Linked DNA regions of Mus musculus: region 1 is linked to region 2. A link is a loop called in an ENCODE intact Hi-C map of the cell type or tissue named here. Cell type or tissue: left cerebral cortex. All regions are shown on one strand. Each heading gives the region's core, and the rest is flanking DNA. Links, peaks and the distances in the headings are about the cores only.

What was found. Peaks named below come from ENCODE experiments on the same cell type or tissue, not always from the same donor. Only the 100,000 strongest peaks of a DNase experiment are listed, where the experiment ranks them.
Region 1: a loop joins it to region 2, with 2.5 times the contacts of the local background. A loop is called at or near these places in 7 of 42 quality-filtered maps.

What each region holds. Positions count from the first base shown.
Region 1 is chr9:57,753,494-57,763,306 of GRCm38, forward strand. It overlaps Clk3 (CDC-like kinase 3), which reads right to left. Exons shown (of 13, transcript NM_007713.5): 2 at 8,223-8,374; 3 at 7,331-7,547; 4 at 5,134-5,230; 5 at 4,791-4,857; 6 at 1,759-1,875; 7 at 1,009-1,175; 8 at 8-102. The coding sequence starts at 8,374. Among named protein-coding and RNA genes, the nearest start is that of Clk3, 6.7 kb to the right of the region's middle. In left cerebral cortex, for the core only: a CTCF peak has its summit at 6,060 (motif pointing left); DNase peaks (open chromatin) are centred at 5,279, 6,038 and 8,327; H3K4me3 peaks cover 689 bases; H3K27ac peaks cover 1,960 bases.
Region 2 is chr9:57,651,287-57,661,099 of GRCm38, forward strand. It overlaps a transcript of Csk not described here. Among named protein-coding and RNA genes, the nearest start is that of Csk, 11 kb to the left of the region's middle. In left cerebral cortex, for the core only: CTCF peaks have their summits at 4,652 (motif pointing left) and 8,661 (motif pointing right); DNase peaks (open chromatin) are centred at 4,640, 5,558 and 8,677; H3K27ac peaks cover 174 bases.

The sequences.
Region 1 (9,813 bases), core at 1,061-9,060, 100 kb after region 2:
TGTCTACCTTGTGCTCATTGTAGAGGGTTTCAAACTCAGAATTCACAAACAAGATGTTCTCTGGCTTCAAGTCTGTGTGGGTCAGCTGGTTCTCGTGTAGAACTAGGAGAGGGAGAAGCACATATTGAGACCCTAGGCTGCCCACCAGTTCTAGGCCCTAGCCTTTCCCAGCTTTCAAGAGCTCTGTGAAACCTCATAAGCATTCTGAGGGCAGGGATAGAAGGAGTGGTTTCCATCAATAAAGCCTCTACACTCTACAGAGGCAAAGCCCCCCCATCTCGCTGAAGCCGCAACATGGGTAAATCCTCCTCAGCACTAGCTACCTAACAGGCCTCACTGCACCAAAGGTGTGACTCTTGGATCACATGCCTATGAAGGGACACCTGCCTCCACTCTACATCACTGGCACGTCTTAACGCCATTACTTTTCAACCTCCCGGTTTTCACTTGCCCTGTAAGATCCTCACAACTCCATGATCCCCCTGAGCCAGAGCACTTCCCACCATGTTCCTTCTCCACTGGAGTGAGTCACACCCCAGATCTTCGTAGAGCTGTGTCCTTTAATAGTTGGTTCTTTCCCCATCACCTATTCAGGCCCTGCACTTGACACATTCCAAGTTGCCTTTCCACATAAGTTCTACTGTGGTACCATCAAAGCTGCTCTTCAAGGTTGGTGGACAGATGAGTGATGGAGGTATCTGACTAGCAGGACCTGAGAATTTGTTGGGTCCACATTCTTCCTTTTCCTCTTTTCCATAAAGGTGAAGGCAGGGTTAGTAGCTAGGCCACTTCTAGAGTACTTTCCTGTTTTCTTCCTAACCTGGGGAAGCGCCTGGCCTATGAAGTCCCTCCAAGAGACTCAAGTTTTTCCATTCTTGCACTACAATTCCTATCTGAAGGCAGAAGAACCTTTCAGCCAGACGCTCTAGGCCTGTAAGACCTTGTAGAATGATCAACAGTGTGCTAGAGGACAGCAAGACCACCAGGTGACCAACAATGAACACTTACATCTAAGGGCATGACAGAGCTGGTAGGCCATGTGCCGGACATGTGGTAGGGGGTAAGGCTGGAAGTTGTTCTCCTTCAGGAACTCAAAGGTGTTCTTGCCCAGGAGCTCAAAGGCGATGCACATATGACCATGGAAGTTGAACCAGTCAGACATCAGGACACAAAGGCTAGAGAAAAAGGACAGGTGAGATTCAAGCTCTGCCTCACCTGACCCCCAATTGTTCTACCAAGGTAAAAAGCAAGCCTTGGAGCCAGAGCACATGCCAATCCACTACCACACCCATGTGCTTAGCAAGAACTGTACATGTTGTGTGGAGGGGCTACATTCTGATCCCAGCTCACCCATGGCACCCAGGGTAAGCAGCCCTGACACAGTTACTGAGAGGCAGATACAACTGCACCAGTACAGCGCAGGCCTCCATGTACTGCTGAGCTTCTAGAGGACCTGGGCAGGTGCAGCCCCTCTGCTGACTGTAGCACAGTTAAGTGCTTATAGAGAAGTTCACTGGTGTCTTCTTTAAGTGTCCCTAGCCTGTTAAGTCCCTTAACTCATAAATGCAAGGCTTGGGCTACTTCAGAACACAAGCCAGGCAGGGTAGAGCCTGAAGTCCAAGGGCTCTTTATAGAAAGAACAACTGTCAAACCCCAAGAGTACTGTGTGACTAGTACCAAATTCGAGGACACTAGGCAGCTGGAACTAGAGAATGCCACCCACTGAGTGATACCTGTCCACTCTTTGCAGATACTCACAACTTATTTTCCTTGTCTTTCTCCTTGATTTTCTTGAGAACATTAATTTCTAGACGAGCAGCTTCCCGATACTTGCCCACATTACGGATGATCTTCAGGGCAACCTGTGACTTCCCTCTATAGAGGAGGAGAGAAACAAAGGTTCCCATAAGCCAAATGTCCAGCTCTCTCCCCTTCCCTGAAACTCAGCAACTCCTAACAAACTCTACTACGTAAACCACAGGTCCTAAGACTGTATTCATACTTGAGATCTAGCCTGTTAAAAGCAACACCAGACCTGCTCACCATTCAAGCTTCCCTGGCATCTATCTGTTAGGGCTGTCTCAGCTTTCAAGTTGTCATGTCCATTCAGGATCTCAGAAACTCCCAGCTCCCCAGGGAGAAGCCAGGCAGAGGAGCTGAGGTAATCCTGACTACCCCAGATCCCTGGAAGCTTACCTGGCAACCTACTCTATAGGCCAAGCTTTCTTGGCTTGGGTAGTAGTGAGACCGAACAAGCAGTTAGGGTACCAGTAGTGGAATTTTAGCTGGAAGCTTGGTCACTCCTTATACTGCACCCTATTCTAGGTCCTTTCCCCCAACTATCTGCCTCTAATTTACCACCAGCTACAGAGGGCCAAGAACCTTCTGTCCGTGTCCCCCAAGATCTCGCTCCTGCAGTTGTTGCTCTACCCTTCATACTCCACTCCTACTCTAGAAGGCCATTTGCAGGATGTGAGCAGACAAGGAAACATGTCAGCCTACGTTGCCAAAGAGAGCTAGTACTAAGATACCAGTGGAGACCTGAAATGAGGTGGTCCTGGCCCACTACGGTGTATCCTGATACCTCAAGGGTTGGCCTGGATGCTAGGAACAAGTTCATCAGCCTTTGGGCAAAGACACCCTCTTCAGAATGCCCTGCTTTGATAACCCTCTTTTTTTTTTTTTTTTTTTTTTTTTAAATTTTCTTTTCTGGTTTCTTGGACAGTGCAGGCCTAAAGGAAAGAGGCCACACTACCAACTTCTCTAACAAGGTCCCTCCCCACAACAGTCTTACCTTTAAAAAAAAAAAAAAAAAAAAAGATTTATTCATTTATTGTATGTACATAAGTACACTGTAGATGTCTTTGGACACACCAGAGAGTGCACCAGATCCACCAGATCCCACTACAGATGGTTGTGAGCCACCATGTGGTTACTGGGATTTGAACTCAGGACCTTCTAGAAGAGCAGTCAGTGCTCATAACCACTGAGTCATCTATCTCTCCAGAGCCCAGTCTTTTTTTTTTTTTTGGTTTTTCGAGACAGGGCTTCTTGGGGGCTGGTGAGATGGCTCAGTGGGTAAGAGCACTCGACTGCTCTTCCGAAGGTCCAGAGTTCAAATCCCAGCAACCACATGGTGGCTCACAACCATCCGTAACGAGATCTGACTCCCTCTTCTGGAGTGTCTGAAGACAGCTACAATGTACTTACATATAATAAATAAATAAATCTTAAAAAAAAAAAAAAAAAAAGACAGGGCTTCTCTGTGTAGCCCTGGCTGTCCTGGAACTCACTCTGTAGACCAGGCTGGCCTCGAACTCAGAAATCCGCCTGCCTCTGTCTCCCAAGTGCTGGGATTAAAGGTGTGCGCCACTACTGCCCGGCTTCCAGGCCCCCGTCTTATCTTTAAACATATGTATAACTTATTTCAAAGGAAGCCCCTGCCAGGCTGCTGGCAGAGCTGAAGTCCACCTCCACTGATCCTGCACTGACTCCCTTTGCATTCATTTACCTTAAAGGACCCAGGACCTTGTCTGTCCTTTAGTGACTTCAGGGACTCATTTCCTACCCCCAACTACTCAAAGAGGGACAGCCCATAGTATAGCTGTCTTCCTAGGTTAGAGTTCCTGGACCTGTCCTGTCTACATCTGGTCACAGGACTGTGTGTATGTGTCCCTTTATACTCATTCTAGGTTCATGATGAAGAACCTAGAAATGGTTGAATAGAAAATGGGTGCAGGAGGAAGTTTCTCATTAGCACTTCATCTCATAGCTGAGGGGATGGCTGATTTTGGGTGCAATGGTCTTTTTTGAGCAGCTCACTTAATGTGGGAGACCAAGAACAGCAAGCCCAGCTCTGTCATCAATGGCTGAGGTGTAACTTGGGCAACTCCCGAGCATCTTCATATTTCATTTCTGAAGCGGTGCCCTGCATAGCTCAAATGAGGATACCAGTTCTCTGTAACTAAAGCAATTAGAGATTATTAAGGCAGGAACTGGCTCTCCAGAGGGTTGCCTCTCTAACATACAGCTACAGGGAAGGAAGCAGACTCTAGGCTGACAGATGATAAGCAGTAAGTGTTATACTGCTAGGATTGGAGAGAATGATCTGGCCCCAGCATTATGGCACATACAGGTACTGCCTTCCCAGCCAGCATGGACTACTCATGACCCTAGCCGCACTGGGGTAGTTGGTAGCTGTTTGGTGAGAAAGGCCAAAGTCTCATTTCCTTCGGCTGGGATCTCTCAGGAAGACATGGGAGGGGCAAAAGTACTATCAGGCCAAGCCAGCAGCATCCTCAACCTTCTGGCCAAGGGGAGAGGCCACTACTTTAGCCTTCTGAAACAAGGTCCCTCCCCACAGCCGTCTTATCTTTAACATAGATGTAACTCATTTCAAAGGAAGCCCCTGGCCCTGCTGGCAGAGATGAAGTCCACCTCCTCTGGCCCTGCACTGACTCCCTTTGTATTCTTTAAAGGTTCCCAGGACCTTATATGTACCTTTTCCTCTGCCCAAGAAACCAGATAGATGAAGCCTGGCCAAAAATATCCAAAAGCTCATGGGATGCAGCACTGGGCCACATATCCAATGCCACAGCTGAGAAGTGGGTAACCAGGGAGGAGGCACACACTAGCTAAAAGTTCTTGTAGTGATGTCACAGGCTTGTCAAACCCCAAGGATGCCTCCCTTATTTCATGAGATCAGCAAACCCAACACATCCAGCAATGGTGCGGCCCTCCAAAAAGAGCTGCACTAGCTCTTTCAAGGATGTTTGTACCAGCACGCTCACCTGGCATGGTCCAAGCACTCCACCACCTTGCCAAAGGTGCCTTCACCCAGGTTCCCCACGATCTCATCTGTGAGAAAGAAGAAGCTGGGCATGAGAGTCTGGAGGGTAGGAGGGTGGCAGCTCCTGCAAGTTCACAGCATTCAAATCCTCAAAAACAACAAAGGTTCTTGCTCACTGCTACACTCTTTAAAACAGAAGTTGCTAGTGTCTGTGTCATTCAGGCAATTACTGGTGGCCCCACTAAGGCGCCACGCGCACTAGAGGCCCCTCCACGCAGGAGAGGTCTCATCTAACAAGGGGGGTAGAAAGTAGAGAGGTAAAGTTTTACGAAAGGTGGCTGTACATCGCTCTTGGAGCCAATCGCCGATCCGGCACACCAGGTGGCCCTCCTTGTCATCTTCCACACTCCGGCTGCTGCGCTTACTGCTCTGTTGGCTTCTCTGCATGCACCGCCCCCCGAAACGCCATCCGACCAATCGCATGGTAGGCGGTTCCGATTGACAGATTGAGGTGTCAGTCAAAGGCAGAGGTGGAGACGGTGAGGAGCCGGTGGGTTGGTTGGTTGGATTTTCCAGATCCCAGCATTTCATAAGGCACACAGCATATATAACGATAGGGATATTGCAAGGGACACGTCAAGACACAAACTGACTTCAAAACAGAAAAGCAAAAACAGCTACAGGTATGTAAGAAAACTCGGACATTATCTCTAAGAAGAGTGCCACAAATGCTCAGAAAGATGTCCAGCCTATGACACAGAGGGGCCAGGCCCCGAGGACAGCCACAGCCCTGACTCCCTCCTCTTCTAGTCTCCCCCTCCCTGACCCTCCCGTGACTCTGGCCAGAGCTGAAGACGACGCAAAAAAGGCGGCTGGCCCAACCTGGGTCCAGCCTTCTGGACAGGTTGTAGGGCTATCCTGGCTTCAGCAGCAACAGTATGCTCACCCTTTCTTTGCCTGCCTCTGCTGGTCCACACAGCCTTACAACATATTCAACAGCTGCCACGTAGAACCAAGCTACTACCTGCCCCCACATGACATCCTTGGCCAGACTTAACCAACTACCAGAAACAGACTTCTGCCAGCAGCCCTCCTGCCACCAAACTCCAGCAGGAAATGAGCCTGGCTGAGATCCTTTGGGCTGGCCGACCTTCAGGCCCCAAGCCAGCTCCTGACCTGGCCTTAGGACTTGTGCCACTCCTAAGCCAGACCCAGCCCACGACGACAGAGGGCACCAAAAATAAGCAGAGCACCAGACTTGCACTGCCACCCAGTGGCAGCATACGGCACTGTGTGAGGCCACAAGCCATGATTGATTCACCGGCAAGTCAACCTTCAGCTCACACCACTCAGGTCAAGCGCTGGGTAGAGAAGATACCTTCACCAAACCCACCACTACTAAGAGGCCGCTTGGCCAGCAGGAGGACAACACGGGGAGAACAAACAGGAAGAAGAGAAGACAGCACATAGCCTTGTAAACACGAGTGACCTTCCTTTTCCATGGGATTGAATACAGTGTGGGCTCTTGGTCTGTTCCACACACCACCCTAGAATGCTGGCCAAGCTCTGGTCTTTAAGTGGCCTGCAACAAGGTGAGGCCTGGGATCTCACCACGCAGACAGCTGCCTCTCCTTACCGTAAGTAGCACACCTACAAAGGAACAAGGTAGAAGAGAGCCTGGCTGGAGGTCTGATGAGAAGCTTCCAACCTGAGCTGACTGACAGGGCAAAGTGATGTGCTCTTACAGACCAGCAACTTGGAAAAGTAAACACAGAAATTCAAGACCCATATCAAAAAAAGAAAAGCCTAGGAAGCCAGGCGGTGGTGCCCAGCACTCAGGAAGTAGAGGGAAAAGGATCATGAGTTTTAGGCTAGGTTGGAATACATAAGACTTTCAAAAACAAAGAGGAGGTGTAGGGAATGGGGTGTGATACAGTTCAGTGGTAGAGTATCTGCCTCGTATGTATGGGCCCTGGGTTGGACTCCCAGCATTTAAAAAAGAAAAATAAAATTAACTGGTAAAGTGTCCCCTTTTTATTGGGTAATAACAGACTCTGGTCCTCTGGGAGAGGAGGACTGTGGAGATGAGGCTGCAGAGAAGGTCAAATCCACACTCATCAAAGCACTTAGCTATGGGGTGGGCCCGATGGGGACAGACCTGATGTGAAGAAGACCAGGCCATATAGCCCCAAACCACAAACAACAATCTTAGTACCAGCCCTGAGAAGTGTGTCCCAATCATGTGTACCATGTAGCCTGTGTATGGAACAGTGGAAAGATATAGACAGGCTGGAAATCAGCCAACGCCGGAGCCAGAGCCCTTATAGTTGCCACTGGCAAGGGGCCAGAAAATGGAAGGCATACCATCCTTGCTCAGTCCTATACCAGACAGCACACACGCACACACACACCTCATGTGTGTACCCACAATGGTGTATGTACACAGGGTTGCCAGTACTCACCCAGACCAGCTAGCCTGAGAGAAGCGAGAAAGAGGTGAGGCCTTTAGGCCCCTATTAGCACACTCTGGCCACCACTCACCGAGGAAGCACTGCTACAAGACCTGGTACGGCGTTTGTGACAGTGGTGGGCATGCTTGCGGGTACGGTACGGCGCCCTCTCTCGTGACCGTCTCCGATGTCGAGAACGTGAAGACCCATAGCAGTCCTCTCCAAAAGATGGGCTCCGCTCTTCACACCGATACGTATCACTGTCACGGTGTTCCCGGTACCTCCGCTGGTAGGGTATACGATCATGGCTGCCAAGAGGGGGTAGCAAGATGAGTCAAGAAGGCCTACTAGCCAGGTTCCTGCTGCAGGGTTCCTACTAGCCAGCAGGCAAGAGGCCTTTGGCAGGGCCCCTGCAAAGGCTCTCAAGGAAAGCCTGTTAGAGCTGAAGTATCCAGGCTGAGGGGGAGTGAACAGGGCAAGAGAAGGTACAAAGATACAAAGCTTATTCTCCAGAGCCTTAGGTAATGACAGTGTCCCTCTAGTGCCACAGTGTCCCTCTAATGCCACAGAGGGAGGAAGAAGAAGGGGAGCACAGGAAGGCCTCCAAGAATAGCAGAGTTGACCAGGCTGCTACAACTGTAACTTTGGTCTGGGGACTTAGATAGGACTTGGGACCAGTCTTTCAAGGCTAGGGTGATGTTCCTACTTCTACTGAGGAAGACTCAGGGGTAGGGTACTGGCCTAGAAAATACAGAGGGAGAGAGACCACTCTGACAAAGAAAGAAAGGATGACAAGGAAGGTAACTTCTGTTGAGGCCAGGAAAAGGAAGCAAGCACAGGCAAGGATCCCAGAGAGGTCAGGGCAAGAATCTACGGGCGGCTGGGCAGAAGCAGCCATCTAAAGGAGCCTGAGAGCAGCAGAGCTCTGGGCCATTCTACTCATCTAGCTGAGGAAAGCTTCTTCCCACCCAGATCCCACTCACCTTCTGGACCGTGATCTCCGTGGGGGAGGCTCCCTTCGGGATGGGTATCGTAGTCGACCTTCATGCTCCCGACTGTAAGACCGCCTCCTCTTCCAGCGGTAGCTCAGGTATGGGTCTGGCTCTGGGGAACGGTATCGCTTACAGTGATGCATCTAGGCCACAAGAAAGAGAAAGCCCTGCTCAACACACAGCTCACTGCTTCCAGCCACAGGGCTGCCTGGTGCAGCCAGGTGCTCCTGAAGAAGAGGCCCATTGTTCTGTTTAGGGGTAGCCCCTCCCAGGGGTTTATGAAGTAAAGAAGAACTCTGATGTCACAGTGACAGAACAGCAGACAATGGGTGGATGACTCCCTCCTCTGCCAAGTGAATAAACAAACAGGTGCCTCTCCAGCCTGGCCCAGGGGCCTGAACACTCAAACTATGCAAGCCAGGGCCCAGATACAGAAGTAGATGTAGTGGGATGCTGAGCACTGCCACGGGGATGCCAAGGACAGGAGGAATGGAGAGGTTTTTTGCTCAATTTCTTCATGCCTATGGGATCCTATAACCTAAATGTTCTAGAAGCCTGGAGCTAATGAACTGGTGGCACAGAGCCAAAGTACTAAACTGAAACTTGCCTGGCTAAAGCAATGAACTGGACTCAACTCAAAGAAATTCAAAACTCTTCAGTCAGTGAGGAACCACAGTAGAAATGAGAACTCTGACCCTTGAGCAAAGACACAATGTCTCACCAATAGTCCCTACTCCTATCAGGTTCCAGCCAAGTGGGCCTGGGCCCAGAAGGCCTGCCCAGCTCTTGCTGACCCATCCAGAGTATCAGCCCAGAAAGGAGCCACAATCAGGTATCTAAGCTGCTTGCCTGAGGCAAATTTTAGTGGCCCTCAGACCAACTAGAGTCCCATACCAGGTGCTTCCTCTTTAACAGCATCATAGCCATCCCTTCTAGCTCCTCCTACTCCGGCACTCTTTCTTGTGCCCTATCTCTGAAGGAGCCAAGAAGACGTGGCTGTAGGTCTACACTGGGAAGTAGGACAAGTATTCCTTAACCACGGAGTACTTAGATCCAATACCGGAGACTCCCAAATGGGATCAGCAGCCAGTTCAGAGAGATGGCTACGTGAGTCTGGCACCGTTTTCACCCATATCCAGCCCCTTCACATTTTGTCCACCAGATGGCCAGGCATGAGAGCACAGCTTGTTTGCTTTCCAAGCCTTCAATTGCTCACACCCAACCTCTAGTAGTGCATAGTCCTAGGCTTGCCTGGCCAAGCACCTTTTAAACAAATCCATCAAGGCTGCTCCATCTCACCAGCACAGTCCAAAGATGAAATAGGTACTTGTGTATGAGCAGGATTGGGAGGCAATTTATGTAAACCTCTGGGAGCCCTAAGAAAGGCACTGTTGTTTTCACACTTATCTGAATGTCCCCCACCCCATGACCTTATGACAGGTGCTCAGGCTGTAGCCTGAAAGCAGTAGCCCATGTCTCACCAACTGACCCAAAAGACAACCTACTGGCCAGGCATACATCTTCCCAAAAGGCAAAGTGGTCCTGCCCATCCTCACCAGGCAGACAGAGCACCCTAAGCATC
Region 2 (9,813 bases), core at 1,276-9,275:
ATCTCATCAGCAAGGCCTGTGACAATCAGCCTCATGCACAGCCTAATGAGGATGAAGACAGCACACAGGACACAGCAGTGGAGCTCCTGGGAGGTAGAGGGACCAAGAGGAAGGGCATAGGCTACAGGGTCACTCAGTCTTGCTGTAACCCGTTACCTCCCTGCTCTGGGGACTCACTAAGTTAGAGAAGTCAGGCTAAAGGGCAGAAGTGGTGGAACAAAGATAGACAGCAAGTCCAGGGCAGTGCTCTAGGCCCCAAGTCTGTAGGAAAGGACAGAAATCAGGAGAAGGCAAAGTGGGCACAGTGGCTTGCTTCTGTCCTGTCCATACCTGGATCTGATATTCACAACCGCCAAAGAAGCCAGGACCCAGAGGGCCAAGGCGGGTCTCCCGGTGACTGCTTCCATTCATGGGAACTCCAAGTAAGGGGCTGCACTGCTCACTCAGAGCCCAGGCTTCTGGCCTACAGGTGACCCTCCCCACACTGCTGCAGGGTTGCCCCAGCTCCTACCCTCCAATACCTCCACAGGAGGAAGGGCACTCACCTGAATCCCAGATGTCACACTGTAAACCTCCCTCTAGAGACCGGGTGAGCTCGTCATGAGTATCAAGGGCCTAGGAGGAGATCCAGGTTCTGGGGATGGACCTTGCTTTTGACTTGGAGTTAGACTTTCTCCTCTGGGTCTCAGTTTCCCCACTTTCGTATCTAAGGGTTAGATGTGGTGGTCCGCAGTTATGACTCCTCATTCATAAGTGGAGGCTGCCAGTTACCCACTGCACCTCCTCCCTGGAGACCAAGGGACGCTCATTTTATTTATTCTGCATCACTATCTGTCAGACGACTTATTGTTGTTGATGGTGATCATGATGATGGGTAATATTTGTTTATGTGTTTTTGGGATAGGCTCTATGTTTGTCAGATTGGTCTTGACTGTTCTCTACGTTACCGGGGATGGCCTTAAATTTCTGATCCTCCTGCCCCTACCTCCCAAGGGTCTGGATTACAGGTATGGGTCACTATGCCCAGTGTTATGTGGTCTGGGGATCACACCCAGGGTTTCCTGCATTCGAGGCAAGCACTCTGCTGACTGGGTCACGTCCCGGTCAAGCGCTTTGGTTTTTACGGTTGAACCTCCTGATGCAGGATTATTTCTAAGCCCCATTTTTGCAGAAAAGGAAACTGAAGAGAGTATGAACTCAGAGGGTCATCAGGTCTCTGGCAGAGAGGAAGGTCGGAGGATGACGTGCTTGTAGTTCTGTTTTAACAGCTTCCTACTTACCCTGCTGACTTTTCCCCTGCCTGGCTCTGTGACCTTTCAATGTAAGTTTCTGCAAAATAGGGGATGGAACCCAGGCTCTTTTGCATGCTAGTCATGTGCTCCGCTTCTGAGCCACATCCCTAGGCCAACGCCAAGCCTTAAAAACAAAAAATTACATTTATTCATTTAGTTTTAGAGGTGAGAGGAGAGGCATTTGAGTGAATAACTTTGAGAGTTGGTTCTCTCCCTCTGCTATGTGTCCAGGGATAGAATTCAAGTAATAAGGCTTGGCAGCAAGCACCTTTACCCTCTGAGCCCTTTTGGTGGCCCAACCGTCCTCGAGCCTTTCTCAGCCTTAGGGACCTATTTCTAAAGATCTAAGAGTAGCTGCTCTGAGAGGCCTGGTGGAGTGTGGCTTAGCCTGGTGTTTCCGCACTCACTGGCAGTTAGATGAATTCATTCTCTCTCTCTCTCTCTCTCTCTCCCCCTCCCTCTCTCTCCTGGAACAGCTTTGTAGTCTGGCCCTCCCCTGCAGTCCTCTCTGGGATCTGCTGGCCTCTGCAGGGTGGGGTCAGGGCTTTTGTTGTTGAGCCCACAGTGCCACAATGGCTGAGGAGCTGAGAAAGCCTCATTTGTCCAGCCTCCAAGCCCCCCAGCAGTTAGTACTCTCCACAGCACTGAGCAGAGCTAGGGCTCCCCCCCCCCTCACTCCCAATGATGTTGGTACTCACCCCTCCGTACTATCTTGAGGCTTCTGGGTGTCCTTTTTTTTTTTCTATGATGGACTCACCCCACCCAGAAATCCCCAGGCTCTGCCTGTTGATGAGAAGAAGCCTCTTAGCTGCTTGTTGAGCTAGCTTGCTCAGGGCGGGAAGGTGAGCAGAGAGGTCCTGAGGAACTCCACTGAGGGAAGGGCTTGGCTATCTGACTGGGTGGGCAGGGTGCGTGAGGGTGGAGCTTGCTTCCAGCCCAGTTTTTGCAAATCCTATGCAAATCCTTCTTCTCAGAAGGTGTACCTGCTAGACCCCACATGACAACACCTGTCCCCTGTCTGGCCAACGGTGGGGTGGAGCTGTAAAGGGCCCGTAAACCCCACAAGCGTAGGACTGTGGATATTTCCTGGGAGTGGGACTTGAGGCCTGGAGGGACCTTCACAGGCTCCAGCAGGCCTGGAAGGAAAAGCCTTTTGCCTTCGATCCTTAAGCCGCTTAGTGATTCCTCCGAGTGGCAGGGAACCAGCGAGGACAGGGACTGGTTCTTTTCCTTCTGACTCCATCGGCAGGTGGCACAAAGCCTCAAGTAGCACACACCTGAAAATTAGTGAGCAAACTCGCCTTGAGCTCTCTGGCTGTCATGCCCGCCATAGGTCTTAGGACCCCGGATCCAAGGAGGAGTTCCACGCCTGCCTGCCTTCTGTCCGACTTCCTGGAGCCCAGCCATAACTACCCTCTTGCCCTCCAGGAGCTTCCTCCCGGCATGGGGATAACTTGGCGGGAGTTGTTGGGGCTGGCGGTCCCCACTCAATTCTCTCTTTAGTCAAGGTCAGTTGTGGTTGGAGACCTGCCTCTCAAGCCCCCAGAAACTGTCCGCCCTGACCCCTAAGGCCATGTTTGCCTCCCCAAGCCTGTTGTCTGGCAGCCCTGAGTGCTGTGCTCGCAGAAGCTAGTAGTTTGTCACCTCTTACTCCGTAGCACCATTCTTCCATGGGGCCAGTTAGCAATGAGAGGCACCGTCAAAGAGAAGGCAAACTTGCTGATCAGGTGCAAGGACTGTTCTGTCCCCATCCTCCTGCACCCCCCCCCGGGGGGCCTTGGGGATGGGGGCTTCACTTGTGCCAGAGTGAAAGATTGAAGGGGAAACGGATGTCCCATGTCCCGTGACTGAAACACAGCCTGGAGCAGCTGGTCGGTTCCCTGTGCTGTTCGCTTCCAGACAGCTAGAGTGGGGATGCGAAAAGGAAGGGAAGCCGTGCCCCAGGACTTGGAGATTGTTCTCCCCAGCAGAAGGAGGAGACCAGGGCCCGCATCCTGTTCACACCACACGGGAGGCCTCTTCTTCCTAGCCGCCTGTCTCCTTTCCAGTGTGGCTCTGGCTGCTGCTGTTTCTTTTAGGAGCAGTGCATTTATTTAATTCTTGCTGATGTTGGAAGAGGTCGCTTTCTGTTGGTTGTGACTTAGATCCTGATCGCTAGCTACCCCAGGGCAGCCCGCTCCACGGACTGGGGCTATAGAAGATGAGGTGAGGTCTCGTCTCAGTGGCAGGTGCTACATTCTCTCTTTCTCTTTTTGTTCTTGGTACCCGGGATGGAGCCCAGGCTCCTCACACAGAACAAGCAAGTGCTCTATCCACCATTTAGCTACATCACGGGACATTTTTGAAAATTTAATTTATTGCTTGTGTGTGTACAGGCCTTTTCCCTGCGTGTCTGTCTGTCTGTCCACCACCTGCATGCCTAGTGCCCTTGGAGGCCAAAAGAGGGAACTTTTGGGTGGTTATGAGCTGCCAAGTGGGTACTTGGAATTGAACCCAGGTTCTGGAAGAGATAATGGTATCTTTAAAGCAACTAGTATCCTTAACCACTGAGCCATCTCTCAACCAGTATCCTTATCCACTGAGCCATCTCTCAAGCCCCTGTATTTTCAATGTGAAAGTATCTCACTAAGCATCCCAGGGTGGCTTTGGAGTCATTCTGTAGCCCAGGCAAGCCTTGAGCTCTTGGCTCTGCTTCAGACCCCAAGTAACTGGGTGTCATTAGGCTTTCCTTACATTTGTTGTTGTGCTGAGATGAGGGCTCTCTAGCCCTGCCTGTCCTGGAACTCTCTACTTAGATTAGGTTGCTTTTGAATTCATGGAGATCTACCGGCCTCTACTTCCCAAATGCTGGAATCAAAGGCATGTGCCACCTCATTCATCTCCTTCATAAATTATTATTAAAAAAATATATATATACATGCCTGTAGTCCAGCACTAAGGAGACAGAAGTAGGAAGAACAGGATTCAAAGTTATTATCAGCTACATATAGTAAGTAGGAGGCCAGCCTGGGCTACATAAGCCTGTCACAACAAGTGAACAAAACTAAAAGCAAGGCAAGTGATTATTATACCAGCACAATTAATGATAATATTATTAATGTTTTGACTCTGACTCTGATTCTGTAGCCCCAGACATCAGAGTTTGCTCTGGCTAGCAAATTTGTGGCAATCCTCCTGCCTCACCCTCTCAACTGATGGGATTACACTTCAAGGGGAGACGATAGAATTACGCCATTGTTACGCTGCCCTCACATTTCTCCTGATTTCTCTTAGAATTATGTTTGTCTCTGATAATGAGACAGCCACTAGTCTCATCAGATCCGAGAGGCAACAGCGCCCTCTGGTGTCCAAAGCTCAGACCCACAAAGGGAAGAACAAGAGAAGAGGCCCCAGGAAGGGCAAAGTCACATGACCCTGCCCCAAGGTGCCAGACCAAGCGCTGGGATAGTCTGTCAGACAGTGCTTGCCGTTCTGGGAAGCTAGGCAGTTAGGAGCCTGCAGAGACGCCGTCGCAGGTTAGACTAACATCAGGGCCTGTACTGGCCAGAGCCAGCCTGGACCGAGAAGAAGATAAAGTCCTTTCCATAAAGTTCTGAAGCACTAATCATCCTTCCACGGGATGGAGGGAACAAGCCTTTCCAGAAACCACGGCCAAGGACTCTGGGTGGCTTTAGAAGGGCATTTTGGAAGGGCGTTTCCATCTACAGGGGGTCCCCCTTCCTGAAGGGACACAGCCAGGTCAGCACATGGGTGTGCTGGGTGGCAGGACATCTTGGGTTCCTTTCCTTGGGCTGCTTCTGATCCTAAGGCAACTGCCATACTGGCTCCTGGCACCAGCACTGTTGGCAATCCCAGGATTTTTCTGAGTGAGGACAGGTGAGAAGGGCACTTTGTTGAGCACTTACTGCGTGCTAGATGGTTTTTGTTGTTGTTTTGGTTTTGATTTTTCCAGACAGGGTTTCTCTGTATAGCCCTGGCTGGCCTGGAACTCACTCTGCAGACCAGGCTGGCCTCGAACTCAGAAATTCGCCTGCCTCTGCCTCCCAAGAGCTGGGACTAAAGGCGTGCGCCACCACTGCCGGGGCGCTGCATGGTTTTTAAATTATCATTTGATCACGATCCTTCGTATAAAACGGGAGCATCTAGATTGTCTTTGGATGGTGAGGCTGATTGACAGAACTGTGCAAACCTGCGCTTTCTCCTGCCCCACAACAGGCCTCGGATGGTAGCTGTGGAAACCAGAGCCCCCACTAGCTGTTTTGGTTGGCAGAGAGGAGCCATGAGTAGGAGGAGATGGTTGCCTCCTGCCTGCCCACCCCACTCCCATTTATCATATGGTAGCCACTCGTGCTCCTAGCCTGTTGGAAATTGGGTAGGAGGTTCTGACTCCTGTCGTCTCAGGCCCTCAGATGAGAAACAGAGAAGGGTCCGGAAGGTGGGCAGGAAAGAGGCTTTAGAGTCCTCTCTGAGCTTGCTTTGGAAAATGTGGTTTGACCCGAGCCCTTTGAGAGGCAGCTCAGGGCACTGGTGCCAGACTGGGGCGTCGTACGCTGTCCGGCAGTTCTCTGCCAGCAGCAAGAGCTGCCAGCAAACCCAGGATCAGCTGTGGGTGTGAGAAACAAGCCAAGCAAATGCAAACACCAGGGCTGGAGATGAGTGACTGAGAGGGGTTTGTTGAGGACTCCACTTCAACTTCTAGCACTTGCAGCAGGGGACTCACAGGTGTCTGCAGCGCCAATTCCCGGGCCTCCCACACTTCTGGCCTCTATGGTGGGCACTGCACTTGGGTGGATATACCTGTGGATATGCTCACATACATGTAATTAAAAAGAGGGCAAATCTTGAAGAAAATGTAAAAAACGACCTCTTTCCTCAAGGGAAATATGAAAGAATTTATTTCAGCCTAGGAACGGAGACTTAGGCTCCCCCCAAACTCCATGGTCCATTGTGGCAGTAAGTTTTGTGAAGTTTTAAATATAGAACTAAGAAAGTCATAACACTTTTCACATCATGGGTGAGTTCATAAAGGTAGGCGGTTACAGCAAATTGGGGACATCTCGGCTATCAGCCTCAGATGCTGTCTGATGGCATTCTTAGTTTTCGGATTGGTGGAAGGTAGGGCACTGCTCACCATTCCAAAAGGACTTACCTAATAGTTATGTTAGGCCACACAAGGAGGTGGGCAGTAAATGACTATTCAAATGAAAGGCTCGAGAAAACAGAGATAAAGTGTACTTACACCCCGGGCCTACCACTCTCCAACCTTTTATTTCAAACCCTTACATCCTACTCAACCTGCTGTTGCAGGTGCAGCCTCTTTCCAAGGACTTGTTCACAGTGCCAACTCTGAAAACGACCGGAAGTGTCACTGCAACGTAAGCCCTTCCACTCTGCACCTCAGCCTACCTTCTTGGTGAGCTAAAGTAGAGCTTTTAAGGATGCAGTGGGCACAAACACCCAGAGGGACCAGCAGAGGGCAGGCACCCCCACAGGGAATTTGGCTGGCGTTCAAGTAGAATCAAGAGGTGGCTGGACTCCAGGTATCTCCAAGATTTTGGAATTTAATCCCCCTGTATATACTCTCTCTGAAAGAGTGTGTGTGTGGATGTGTGTATCTCCCCCCATTCTTGTCCCTGTGCCTCTGTACACCTGTAATCTTCATTTGTTTGCCTGCCATTCTAGGTAAGCATGTGTATGTGTATGCTAAGTCAAGAATGGGTGTGCATCAATGGCCGAAGTACCAAAAATGATGATGGAATCAGGTGCGGTGGTACACACCTATAATCTCAGCACTCCACAGGCTGATCCACTGGAGTGATCTTAGTTCAAGGTCAGCCCGAGTTACAAAATGAGATTGAGGTCAGCCTGTGCTATATATAGTATAGCCTTGTCTCAATAAAGCAACCAAGTGGGATGTGGTGGCACACACCTTTAATTCCAGCACTCCAGAGGCAGAGGCAGGAGAATGTTTGTGAATTTGTAGCCAGCATAGTCTACATATTGAGTTCTGGGACAGCTAGGACTACATAGAGAGAACCTGTCTCAGAGAGAGAAAGAAAGAAAGCATCCAAACTAACTAAACAAACAAAGACAGTGGGGGTGGGTGGGAAGATGGCTCAGTGGGTAAAACTGATTGCTGAGCAAGCCTTCAACACCCCATGGGGATCCCTGCACTTGTACAAGATGGGAGGTGGAGACAAGGGAGGGACTCTTTGAAGCTCATGGGCCACTAGCCTGGCTTGTGTGATACAGAGGAAATAAAGAGATCCTGTCTCAAACAAGGTGGAAGGCCAGGCCTGCTGCTCAGGGCTGTCCTTTGATCTCTACATAAGCACTGTGTGCACACAAAACAACCAAGGCCTCAGCCTTGGAGGTGCAAGAAGAAGCACTGTAGGAGGAGTGAGCGAAACAAGGGACAACGTGACAACTTCCTCTCTCTCTTCTCCCCCGCCCCTTCTTACTCTCGGTCTTTTTTTTTCTCTCTTTAAAAAATAATTATTTAATTTATTTTATGCATATAAGTATTTTGCTTGTATGTTTGTATACCATGTGTGTGCCTGGTACCTGTGGAAGCCAGAAGGGGGCACCAGACCTCCTGGAACTGGAGTTAACAGACAGTTGTGAGCTGCCATGTGGGTGCTTGAACCCATGTCTTCTGGAATAGCACCCTCTGCTCTTTCCCACTGAGCCATCTTTCCAGCTCCTTATTCTCATTCTTAGTTTTGTTCTTCTTCTTCTTTCTCCTTGGCTTTCTAACCCTTCTCCTCATTGACTTTGTCCCCCTTGGTTCTTGTGATAGCAATATGTCCAAGTTTCTCCTGGTTATTTGTGTTGGGGTTTAGAGTGGGAAGGGTTAGGAACAGGACTTGGGGGAGAGGAAGGTGCATCTTAAGACTTCCCAGTCAGCCAATCAGAAGGACTCCAAGAGCTGCGGTCCCCCAAGTTCCTGGGGCTGATGACGATTTGTGTCTTTCTAAGTTATATAGTTAGCTGGTTCTACTGTCTTAGAGTGAGAGTTTCATTATCTAGCCCAGGCTAGCCTGGAACTTGCTATATAACTCAGTCCAGTTCCTAGCTCACAATCCTCCTGACTCAGTCTCTAAATGGTTAAGATTTCAGGTGTGTGTCATCACACCTGGCTGTTTCAAGTTAGTCTGCAAAAACCAGATTGAAAAAAAAAAAATGGTGCAGGAAGGGGGGGGCACATGTTCTAGCCGCTCTTAGTAATCTCTCCAGAATTTTTGGTTTGGAAAGACTTGAGATTCACCTTGAAGTTGCATTTTTACACAAACCACTTTCCATTAGATTGCCTGGGGCTGAGGGATTGTGGGTAGAGGCCAAGCACTATGGGGAACTCAGTTTTCTCAATGACCACCAAGGGGCAGCACAGACCACACTCTCGGTGCTTCATCCTGAACAAAGAAGATAGATGCAGAGCCTGCCTGGCCTTAGAACTCAGGACCAGGCAGGAGGAGAGAGTAAAACCGGCAATTTAGTGGTGCCCATCTTTAATCCTAGCACTTGGGTGGCAGAGGCAGGCAGATCTTTATGAGTTCAAAGCCGGCCTGATGTGTATAGTTAGTTCCAGGTCAGCCAGAACCCAGAGCTACACAGTGAGTGAGACCTTAAAGGAAAACTAGCAGCTAAGAAACAGGAAGACTCCCCCCCGCCCCCCCCCCCCCCGCAGATCACAATCCTGATTCTATTTATTATAGACAGTGTCTCACTGTATAGTCCATGGCTGGTCTAAAACTCACGGATGGATGGTAATCACCACCATGCCCAGATGGTTCTTGGTTTTACTTGCAGTTGTGGGTGTTTGTTTGTTTGTTTGAGACAAGGTCTTGCTGTGTATAGCTCGGGCTATCCTGGAGCTCTCAATGAGTCTTGCCTACTTTATGCCCACTCTACTTCAGCCTTACCTTTTGAAATGTTATTTTTCATGTGTATGGGAGGTTAGCCTGCACGTACGACTGTCTGTTTGCTACATAACTACCATGTGTATACCTGATGCCCAAGGAGGGCAGCTCAAAGAGGGCGTTGGATCCTCTGGAACTGGAGTTTCAGATGCTTGTGACCTGCCCTGTGGGTGCTGGATGGAACCTGAGTGGTCTGGAAGAGCTCTTATCTCTGAGCTATCTTTGCAGCCCTTGCTTTGGCTTCCTGCAGGTGTAGATTACAAGTGTGTGCCACCGTGACCAGCCGGCTTGGTTTTTATTTCAAGTGTACACAAGGAGGGAGGGGAGGACAATTTCCTTTGAACATTGGGTCCCGCCAATGGGAAAAATGTTGACTTTGAAGACTACAGTTGCAGCTTGACACTTAGAGCCAGGTGCCCCCACCTTTTTTTTTCCTGGGGGCAGGGAGAACTGAGAGAGAACTGCCTAGCTCAGTGGGAGATTGTTTGCCTAGTGTGGGAGAGGCTCTGGATTCAACTCTTAGAACTGAAAAAGAAATCTATATCCTATATTCAGGAGCCAGAGGCAGGCTGATCTCTGTGAATTTGAGGCCAGGGTTCCAG